Regions from separate parts of the Homo sapiens genome. Here region 1 is linked to region 2. Evidence: read pairs that join two places in POLR2A ChIA-PET (ENCODE). Cell type or tissue: Panc1. All regions are shown on one strand. Links, peaks and the distances in the headings refer to the core of each region. The heading gives the core; the rest is flanking DNA.

Region 1 (5,387 bases), core at 132-5,131, 110 kb after region 2:
AGACCCCTTCTCTACAAAAGAAAAAAAACACAGCTGAGCATAGTGGCAGGCACCTGTGGTCCTGGGTACTTGGAAGGCTGAGGTGGGAGGATTGCCTGTTCCCAGGAGGTTGAGGCTGCAGTGAGCCATGATGGCGCTGCTGCACTCCAGCCTGGGTGACAGAGTAGACGCTGTCTCACAAAACAAGAAAAAAGAGAAAGGGATCAATGTTTTTGGATTATGCATATTGCTTTCAGCTATTTAATTAGTATTTGGAGGTATTTAGGTACATGAAGAGAAGGAGGTATGTTAGAAATTTGGTAGCGAGAACAAAGAAAGTAGCCCAGCTGGCTTAAGCAAAGAGGGGTGGGTGGGAGCCATGGTGAGGGTGCGGGCAGCCAGCCTCCAGGGCTGGCCTGGGTGCCGCTCCCCACCGCTGCTTTCTCTTGGCGCATCTGCTCTGTTCCTCCCTTCATGCCGGCGGTTTCCTGGGCTCCCCGGCCTCCCTTAGGGAATGGGCACCCCTCAGCTCCAAATTCACTTCCAGGTCCAGTCATATGCAGAGCTCAGCTGTCTCTCAGTTCTAGTTGACGATTCCAGGAATAAGAAAATCTAGCTGGAATCAAGATTCTGTCCCCGATCCAGTAAGCAATGGCTGGTCAAGGGGGTTCCCCAGCATAACGTGGCCTATGGGAGTTTGCTGTCACAGATAGAAGGAAGAGAAGAGAAAAGCTCTCAAAGAAGAGAGTCACTGGCCTGTGGGTGGGCAGACACACCCAACAGATAACCCTCAAAAGAATGGGTAGAACAGAAAGTTCAGCAATCCAAAGCCAAGAGACGCCACAACCTACCCACCCTGCCCACTGCTGGATTCCTCTTCACCTGTACTGGGATGAGTGGAGTCTGTGAAGTCTTTGGTGGATGCATAGACATTAAAACACGAATGGACTTCAGTCTGCTCAGGGGCATCTGCGTGTGTCATGAGACAAAGGGTTTGAAGGGCTCGAATTGGTGCCTGTATTCAATGGCCGAGGCTGCCGTAAGAAAGCACCACAGACTGAGCGCTCTAACAACAGAAATGTATTGTCTCAGTTCTGGAGGCTGGAAGTCCGAGATGGAGGTGTCAGCAGGGTTGGTTTCTTTTGAGGCCTCTCTCCTTGACTTGCAGGTGGGCTTTTTCATCTTCACAGGACATTCTCCTTCTATGGATGACTGTCTCCAAATTTCCCCTTTTTATAAGGACACAGGACATATTGGATTCAAGCCCACCCTAAATTAGACCAACCTCATTTTAACTCCATTACCTCTGTAAAAACCCTAACTCCTAATAAGGTCACACCGTGAGATACGGAGGATTGGGGTTTCAACATGTGAACTTCAAGGGAGCACAATTCAACCCGTAACAGTTCCCCTCTGAGTCCCCCTCCAAATTAAGTGGAGGCAAGCGGACCAGATAACACAAACAAGGGTAGTATCCCCATTGGCCTGACACTCAGAATGAGCCCAAAATCTGTTCCTGAATGTTCCATGAGTGCCAGGGAGCTAAAGTCAACCTAGCTCAATGTCTGTATTTTGGAATGGGTGAAATAGATGCTCCACAACTATGTGTTCAGTGAATGAGTGAAAAAGGCAAGCAACTTCTCAGAGGCTCCAGGAGCCACGGGGCAGAAACTAGGATCAAAGTTGGGTCTTCTTGGCAGAACAGGTCCCTGAGTCCCTGCCTGGAAAATTTTTCTCTCCTCTGAAAGTGGTGGGAAGACAGGCTAAGCATGAGCCCTTCCAAAACTCTGTGTGTATGTTCATGTACGTGTGTGCAGGTGTATGTGTGTGATCCTTTTGCCTTGGGTCTTTTTGTGAGATTTCAATACCCTTATTATTCTCAGGTAAGGCAGGTGCTTGCAAATAAAGACGCTGATATGGGTTTTAGGAGCCTGGTTTCGAAGTCAAAACGAGCATACACGCACTCTGCTGTCTCTGAGTTCAGCCTCTTTAATATGAGAGTCATAGGGTGGAAAGGAAGTCCCAAGAATAGTGATCATTCTAGATATTCTTCTGCTTCAGTAAGATCAACAGATGTAATGACTCATATGTCTCAGATTGTGTTCAGGGAATAAGAAAAAATCTCAAAGAACCAGCATTTAGCAACCTTGGTATGACGTTCTCAACTTCTCTAATGCAAAATGACAGATGTCACTTTTGTTTAAGTCACTTTTCCATATGGTCCCATGAACTTCCTGATATGAGTAGAAGAAAAAGTGTCCTCTTAGGAGTGGCACTGATTTTGATTATGTATTTGAATGGGCTGAAATGATATTGCAATGAGAAAAGAAATGGATAAAAATGTAAACAAATGATTCATCATGTTGGAAATCGGCACATGGCTCAGCCATTATTACAATGTGTGTGCAGATCATTTTCCACAGACAGGGATTAAAAAACACTTTGTGCCTTTATAGAAAACAAAAATAATACTGCCACTCTGTCTAGCTTGGGTTCCCAAAGAAGAAAATCTTGAGCATTTCCTGTAAGCCTGGACTCCTGAGCAGAAACAACCTCATCTCCGACTTTTGCAGGGTTGATGTTGGAGGAAATAACACAGCATTGTGCATGGTAATTATGAGAGGAGTTGGTGTTTTTCCACCATGAAAAGGTGGGTATAAACATGGTGATCTTGTGGGCTTTAGAAATAAAGTGTTAAGGCCACGCCTTTAATCCCAGCACTTTGGGAGGCTGAGGCAGGTGGATCACGAGGTCAGGAGATCAAGACCATCCTGGCCAAGATGGTGAGCCCCCATCTCTACTAAAAATACAAAAATTAGCCAGGAGTGGCGGCCGTAGTCCCAGCTACTTGGGAGGCTGAGGCAGGAGAATTGCCTGAACCCAGGAGGCGAAGGCTGCAGTGAGCCAAGATCACGACATTGTACTCCGGCCTGGGCAACAGAGTGAGACTCCGTCTCAAAAAAAACAAAACAAAACAAAAACCAAAAAATGTTAACTACTTGCTCGACTTTTTGTTGGATGAGCTAGTCTTACTGAAGCCTAGCTTCCTTCCCCTTTTATATCCACAAACTTTTTTCCTTTTGAAAGACTTTGTCTCTGAATATTCCCTTGACAGATAAAATAAATGTTATGAACTGAATAGTCATATTCCTTCCAAATTCGTATGCTGAAGCCTGAATCCCTAAGGGGATGGTATTAGGAGGTGAGACCTTTGGGAGGTAATTAGGTCGTGAAAGTAGAGCCTTCATGATGTGATTAGTGTCTTTCTAGAAGAAGCAGCAGGCCAGGTGCAGTGGTTTAACTTCTTGGTCTGCCTCTCCATCTGCTCAGATATCTCCAACCAGCTACTGTCACTGTCCTGGTTGAGCAGAAGAACATAAACCAGGGCCAGGTGTGGTGGCTCATGCCTGTAATCCCAGCACTTTGGGAGGCTGAGGCGGGGGCATTACTTGAGGTCAAGAATTCAAGACCAGTCTTGGCAACATAGTGAGACCCTGTCTCCCCAAATAGTTTTTAAAAAATAGCTGGGTGTGGTGGTGCGTGCCTGTAGTTCCTGCTACTTGGGAAGCTGAGGTGAGAGGATCACTGGAGCCCAGGTGTTTGAGGCTGCAGTGAGCTATGTTTGTACCACTTCAGGCTGGGCCACAGAGTGAGACCCCAAATTGAAATAAATAAACAAAGAAGAAATGAGAGAGCTTGCTCTCTCTCAAACATGTGAGGATACAATGAGAAGATGGCCATCTGCAAACCAGGAAGTGACCTTCTCCAGACACCAGATCTGTTCGTGCCTTGATCTTGGCCTCCAGAACTGTGAGAAATAAATGTCTGTTGTTTGGAGCCACCCAATCTGCTGTGTTTTGTTATGGAAGCCTGAATAGATGAAGACAACTACCATTCCCATTTCTCCGAGCTCCTTAAAGAAGGAATTCCTCCTCACCCCTAAAATTTGCTGTTACATTCCAGGACAGAGCTATTTTCAACTAAATGTGTAACAAATACCCATTTATGACAGTACAATAGGAGGTCACGTTCATGACCTAGCTGCAATGCCTCTTTTTTTTTTTTTTTTTTTTTTTTTTTGAGACAGAGTTTCACTGTTGATGCCCAGGCTGGAGTGCAATGACACCATCTTGGCTCACTGCAACCTCCGCCTCCCAGGTTCAAGTGATTCTCCTGCTTCAGCCTCCCCAGTAGCTGGGACTACAGGAATGCACCACCTATGCCTGGCTAATTTTTGTATTAGTAGAGACGGGGTTTCACCATGTTGACCAGGCTGGTCTCGAACTCCTGACCTCAGATGATCCGCCTGCCTTGGCCTCCCAAAGTGTTGGGATTATAGGCAGGAGCCACTGCTCCCGGCCTGCAATACCTTTTTTTATGAGCTGCAGGATGTTGTACTGTAGGGTTCATGATTATTTCTTATAAAATTATCGTATGTCTTTATTCATAAGGTGCAAATCCTTGCAAGAGGCTGCAATGCTTTTTTTTCTTTGTTTATTTCTTTATACATTGTCTCATTCCAGGAAAGATTTATAATAGTTTATACAAGATTATAGAAGATAAAATAAAAATAAGTAATTGAAGAAACTGGGACCTAAGACTGGAAAGCTAAGATACCTCTAGGAGTGGATTAGTAGTACACAGGCTGGTGCAGAGTGAACCGTAAATTTCATTCAGAGATTATTAACAGCTATGCTGGGAGGGACATATGAGTAGTTTTATGACTGATTAATCTGTGTGTGTGTGTGTGTGTGTGTGTGTGTGTGTGTGTGTGTGTCTGAGAGAGAGAGAGAGAGATGGAGTTTCCCTCTTGTTGCCCAGGCTGGAGTGCAATGGCATGATCTCAGTTAACCACAACCTCCGCCTCCTGGATTCAAACGACTCCCCTGCCTCAGCCTCCCGAGTAGCTGGGATTATAGGCAGCCGCCACAGGCCTCGCTAATTTTTGTATTTTTAGTAGAGACAGAGTTTCGCCATGTCGACGAGGCTGGTCTTGAACTCCTGACTTCAGGTGATCCAACCTGCCTTGGCCTCCCAAAGTGCTAGGATTTGAGGCATGAGCCGCTGCACCCGGCCAATCATGTCTTTCTATTTTGATGCTTAGATATTTTGGGAGCCTTACTGACCCTGGAAGACTGTTCCTCCCAGGGTTGGCCAGTTCCCAGAGATAGTAAAGGACTAGGACTCCGAGCATGCCCTTCAGAAGCAAACCAACCGCTCCAGAGCCCACAGCCCCAGCCACCTTCTCTATGGGGCTGTCATATCTGGACCACTATCCCTTACCCAAATCACCACAGGGCCGGCTACCAAACAACTGGGAACAGTTTCTATGTCCCAGAGCCTGCTGAAATAATAGATACCAGCCAAGCCCAAGCCTGCATGTGTTGCCTTCCCTTCCCTAGATACCA
Region 2 (5,387 bases), core at 200-5,199:
ATACATTCGAGAAGGAGAATGAGTTCATTTGAACACAATCAAATTAAGTCTTTAATGGTTTTAGGTACTGTACAGTAGTCCCCCATTATCTTTGGGGGATATCTTCCAGGATCCCCAGTGGATGCCTGAAACCTTGTATAGTACTAAACCTTATATATACTGTGTTTTTTTAATACATACACACCTATGATAAACTTTAGTTTATAAATTAGGAACAGTAAAGATGAACAACAGTAATAATAAAGTAGAACAATTATAACAATATACCAGCAGCACTACTCTTGTACTTCGTTTGGGGTCATTAACTAAAATGAGAATATAAGCATTGCATTACTGCGACAGTTCATCTGGTAACTGAGACAGCTACTAAGTGACAAACAGCTGGATAGTCTCAGGGGTGTCCAATCTTTTGGCTTCCCTGGGCCACTTGGAAGAAGAATTGTCTTGGGTCACACATAAAATACACTTACGATAGCTGATGAGCTAAAAATAAATAATGAAAAGGTCTGTGTATAAATCTTATCATGTTTTAAGAAAGTTTACAAACTTGTGTTGGACCGCATTCAAAGCTGTCCTGGGCCACACGTGTCCCTGGGCCATGGGTTGGACAAGCTTGGGGTATACAGTATGGATATGCTGCACAAAGGGTTGATTCACAACCTTTAGGCAGGACAGTATGAGATTTTATCACTTTACCCAGAACAGCATGCAATTTACAACTTAGGAATTGTTCATTTGAATTTTCCATTTAATATTTTCAGACTACGATTGACCACAGGTATTTGAAACTGCAGATAAAAGGGGGAAATACTGTATATGCAAAATTCAGTCCTGTTTACAGAGTTGATCAGGTTTATGAAGTTTCCCGTGAAACCCCAAAACTGGCACCTCATGTTATTGGGTTTAATAATACAGTAAAATCAAGTCCTACCTCCATTTCTGGATCCTATGTAGCATCCCAGAGGCTGTGTGCACAAATTTATGACGTTACCATTGTCGTGGTGTACCTTTAGAAGCGTCTGTTGGTGGAGAATTAGTGTGGAATTTTGACAGATACAATCAACACAAGCTTAGAAAGGCAACTTTAAAGATGAGCAGTTGGATGACACTGGAAGAGCAAAGTTCAGAGCAGCCTTAATATCTGCTGAAGTCATTTTTATTAAGGCTTGAATTCTAGATCTTTGTGATTTTTCTGGAACAGTATTTTTCAAATTGTAGGGGTGACCAAAATTTAGCGGTTCTTGACCAGCATTTAAAAAAAGAAGAAATAGAATGCATCTCATATGTTTAGTAAATTTTGTTCGTTTTACTTAAATTGTATATGGGTGTATCGTGATGTAAAATGTATTATACTGTGAATAACTCTATTTACTGTATAACTTAATAACAGTAAAAAAAAAATGCTGAAATTACTCTGTTTTAGAAGAAGGAATATATCTCATCAACTGGAACTTGGCACATCTTGCCTGTAGGTCCTTGGGAGCTTTAGGGATAGTTGTTTTCAGACAACTACTAACCTTTCTATACATTGTTCTGTTTTAAATAAATAAATGTATATATATATATTGGTATATATGTGTATATTTTTCCCCTCTAAAAATTTCAGTTTACATTTAAACCTTTTAATGTACTACTCATATTTTAACAGACTAGATTAAATAACACAGCCCCAAATCTAGAAATTCAGAGAGTCCTTAGAAATTAGGATATATAAAACAAAGAGGTGTGTCAACTTGAAGAACTCTTCCCCACTTAGAAACCTGCCAACTACTGTTAAGTCAGCCCTTAAAGGCACACCGGTCGAGGATCTGGAGTTGTAGTGCTTTCAAGAAAAAGAAAATTACTGAGCAGATAGTTCAGTTGAGCAAAAAGCCTCACTCAGCCTGGGCTTGGTTTGATATTTTTGCTTGTACATTGTCTATGCCTTTTACTTCACCCTTCTACCTTTCTGTAAGTAAAGAGCAAAGCTCAACTTAATAAAATTTCCAGGGCTGTTAACACATTTGTGGAGGTTTACCACCAATACTTAAGATATGTGCTAATTTAGTTTTGTCACTTAATAGAGAACGTAACTCTTTGTCTCCATGTACTAAATAATTTATCATTCCTTTAAGGAGCTCTTATTTGAAAATTATGTGCTTTTGGTCCTCCAAAAGCACATTGTTTTCCTTGAAATGTTTTATATAGTTAATGAGTTTGTTATTTGTTTTACTTTATCGATATAATTATAAATGTTGCTAAATATTTCTTTTTTGTTTGTTTGTTTTGAGACAGAGTCTTGCTCTGTTGCCCAGGCTGGAGTGCAGTGGCGCGATCTCAGCTCAATGCAACCTCTGCCTCCCAGGTTCAAGTAATTCTCCTGCCTCAGCCTCCCGAGTAGCTAGGATTACAGGTGCACGCCACCATGCCCCCATGCCTGGCTAATTTTTTTTTCTATTTTTGGTAGAGATGGGGTTTCATCATGTTGGCCAGGCTGGTCTCGAACTCCTGACCTCATGATCCACCCACCTCGGCCTCCCAAAGTGCTGGGATTACAGGCGTGAGCCACCCTGCCTGGCCTCTCTTTTGTTGTTTCTGCTTACTTATTTTTTGATATGGAGTCTTGCTCTCTTGACCAGGTGGGAGTGATGTGATCATGGTTTACTGCAGCTTCAATCTCCTGGGCTCAAGTGGTTCTCCTGTGCCTCAGTCACCCTAGTAGCTGGGAAGTGCACTGCCAAGCCTGGCTATTTTTTTTTTTTTTTTTTAAGAGAGAGAGTCTCACTATGTTGCCCAGGCTGGCCTCAAGCAGTCCTCCCAGGGTGGCCTCCCAAAATATTGGGATTTATAAGCATGAGCCACTGTGCCTGGCCTAAATATGTCTTATAGGAAATAAGCTATCTGGTCTGTTTGTAACAAAAAATTAAGGAATATTAAATGTCCCAAATACACTTTTTGCCTTTAGATATATTTCTTTTTTCTTTCTTTTTTTTTTTTTTTTTTTTTTGAGATGGAGTCTGGCTCTGTTGCCCATGCTGGAGTGCAGTGGCACGATCTCGGCTCACTGGAACCTCCACCTCCCAGGTTCAAGCGATTCTCTTGCCTCAGCCTCCCAAGTAGCTGGGACTACAGGCACGTGCCACCACACTCAGCTAATTTTTTGTAGTTTTAGTAGAGTTGGAGTTTCACCATGTTAGCCAGGATGGTCTCGATCTCCTGACCTCGTGATCCTCCCACCTCGGCCTCCCAAAGTGCTGGGATTACAGGCGTTAGATATATTTCTAAAGTTGGTTATCAGAGTTAATAGATCTATTGTTTTTGGTGTTGATAATTTTGGAATATTCAAAAGTATTTGTTGTGAGGTAGTCGTTTCTGAGTGTGCCAATTACTTTTTTTTGATAAAGCGTGTGGTAATAAAGATTTATACTATAAGATTAATCACCCACCTCATTTTTTCCTTTAGTCGATGACCAGCTGACCATTAACATAGATGAAGGTGGATGGGCTTGTCTGGTGTGCAAAGAGAAGCTCATTATTTGGAAGATTGCTCTGTCACCTATTACTAAGGTAATGGCTCTTTAGAGAGCTGGAACAAGATAGAGGAGAGGAATGCCAATTGACTTTTCATTTTTACCCTAATTTTTTTACAGTTGGAGGATAGTCAATAGGAAACTACTTAGGCATTAAGAGTTTGCATTTTCATAGTGATGTGAAATAATGAGCATGCATACACATTTGTGTATTGGGAAAAAAGTTTCCCCCTTTTGAAGATCTGTGTTGTTTACATTTAATAAAATTAGAGTCATTGATATTTCCAATGAATATAATGCTAATCCGTCTGCCTAATGAAGTATCAGACTAAATGCTATCCACATAAGCAAATGAACTTTGAGTTTGCGTATTTCTGAGAAGACAGAACTATGTTTTGTTGAACCTACTGAATGATGCTTAATAAAATAAGAAAATATGATACCAGTTGCTAGTTAAACTTTTCACTTGTCCACTTCCAACAGTGGGTTATCATTTGCATGTCTAGTAACGTATCCTCAGCAACCTTTTTCTGTTTGTTACAGCTTAGATACACTACTCTCTTCTACCAGTCATTACTTCCTTGGCCATGTTCCGTTGGAACTCAGGGCTCCTGCTTACCTCAATTCTTCACTTCTGCTGAACTCTGTGTTACTGCTGCCTAGAAAAGGGTGTATGTGGTTAGGAGTAATAGGTGAGGGTGAATTCCTGGGGGACATACTGAGTTAGCTGCGGGATCCTGATATTTGGCTGAGAGTCTAAGAAATTGTTTCCTAGGTAACTTGGTATAATTACTCTTTGGTCATGCTAATTTTAAATGTCAGATGAACAAATCAAGAGTAAATTGGGAAAGTTCCATAGGAAGCCTAAGCACTCATCTTAACCTTACTTAGTCTTCTCTTAACTGGACTTTTCTAGCCCAGGAAGAGGTTAGGATAGTTGTTCTTCAGAGTTTGGTCTACCTTTAAGTTTTCATGATTCAATACTCTTAAGATACTTTGTTTTAAAATTACTGAAAGCCTGATTAAAAGGAGATGTGAGAAGAAAGAATATTTGTAGAATGGTGTTTCCAGCAGTGAGTCAGAATCTAAAATATGCAGAGAAGGGAAATCAGATGCATCTTCAAAATACTGGATTTGATGTGAAAGATTTTCTGTTTGGGTTTGTTCTACAGTTATCCGTTTGCAAAGAACTTCAGCTGCCACCTAGTGATTTCCACTGGAGTGCCGACTTAGTGGCTCTTTCTTACTCTTCTCCCTCAGGTGAAGCACATTCTACTCAGGTAGGTGACTTAAAAGCTTATTTAAATAAACTTTTTACAACAAGGACATCCTAAAGTTAGAGGAATCATCCTCTTTGATTTTGAGATATAACTATAAACCTATAGAAATCAAGATATTGTGGTATTGGCAAAGAGAGCTACACACATAGGTCAGTGTAACAGAATAGAGAATACAGTTATAGATCCACATAAAGGCACCCATTTGGTCTTTGATGAAGGTGCAAAAGCAATTCAGAAAGGATGGTTTTTGACGATGATTTTTCTCTGTATCAATGCATAGTGTAGGAACATTTGTAATTTTAAAATTACAAATGACCAATTTGTATTGTATTGTATTGAATTTTCCCTTAAACCTCATACCTTGTTACAAAGATTAATTTGAAATGGGTCATAGATCTAAATGTAAAACAGTAAAACTTTTAGAAGAAAACAGAAGAAAATCATCATGACCTGAGATTAGACAGAGTTCTTGGAAATCACCAAAAGCATGATCCATAAAAGAAAAGTTTGATAAAATTAATAATAAAATTAAAATAAAATAAAAATTTAAAGCGTTGCTTTGCCAAAGACAAGAAAATGAAGAGACAAGTTACAGAGT

Evidence for each region. ChIA-PET counts read pairs that join two places held together with the same protein. Peaks named below come from ENCODE experiments on the same cell type or tissue, not always from the same donor. Only the 100,000 strongest peaks of a DNase experiment are listed, where the experiment ranks them.
Region 1: POLR2A ChIA-PET joins it to region 2 with 11 read pairs; 4 of 35 experiments call an interaction of 5 or more read pairs at or near these places.

The regions. Positions count from the first base shown.
Region 1 is chr1:229,386,059-229,391,445 of GRCh38, reverse strand. No RefSeq gene overlaps it. Among named protein-coding and RNA genes, the nearest start is that of ACTA1, 45 kb to the left of the region's middle. In Panc1, for the core only: no CTCF peak of the experiment used is centred there; DNase peaks (open chromatin) are centred at 2,071 and 2,255.
Region 2 is chr1:229,500,158-229,505,544 of GRCh38, reverse strand. NUP133 (nucleoporin 133) reads left to right here. Exons shown (of 26, transcript NM_018230.3): 3 at 3,443-3,546; 4 at 4,682-4,789. Among named protein-coding and RNA genes, the nearest start is that of NUP133, 5.5 kb to the left of the region's middle. In Panc1, for the core only: a CTCF peak has its summit at 4,756 (motif pointing left); no DNase peak of the experiment used is centred there.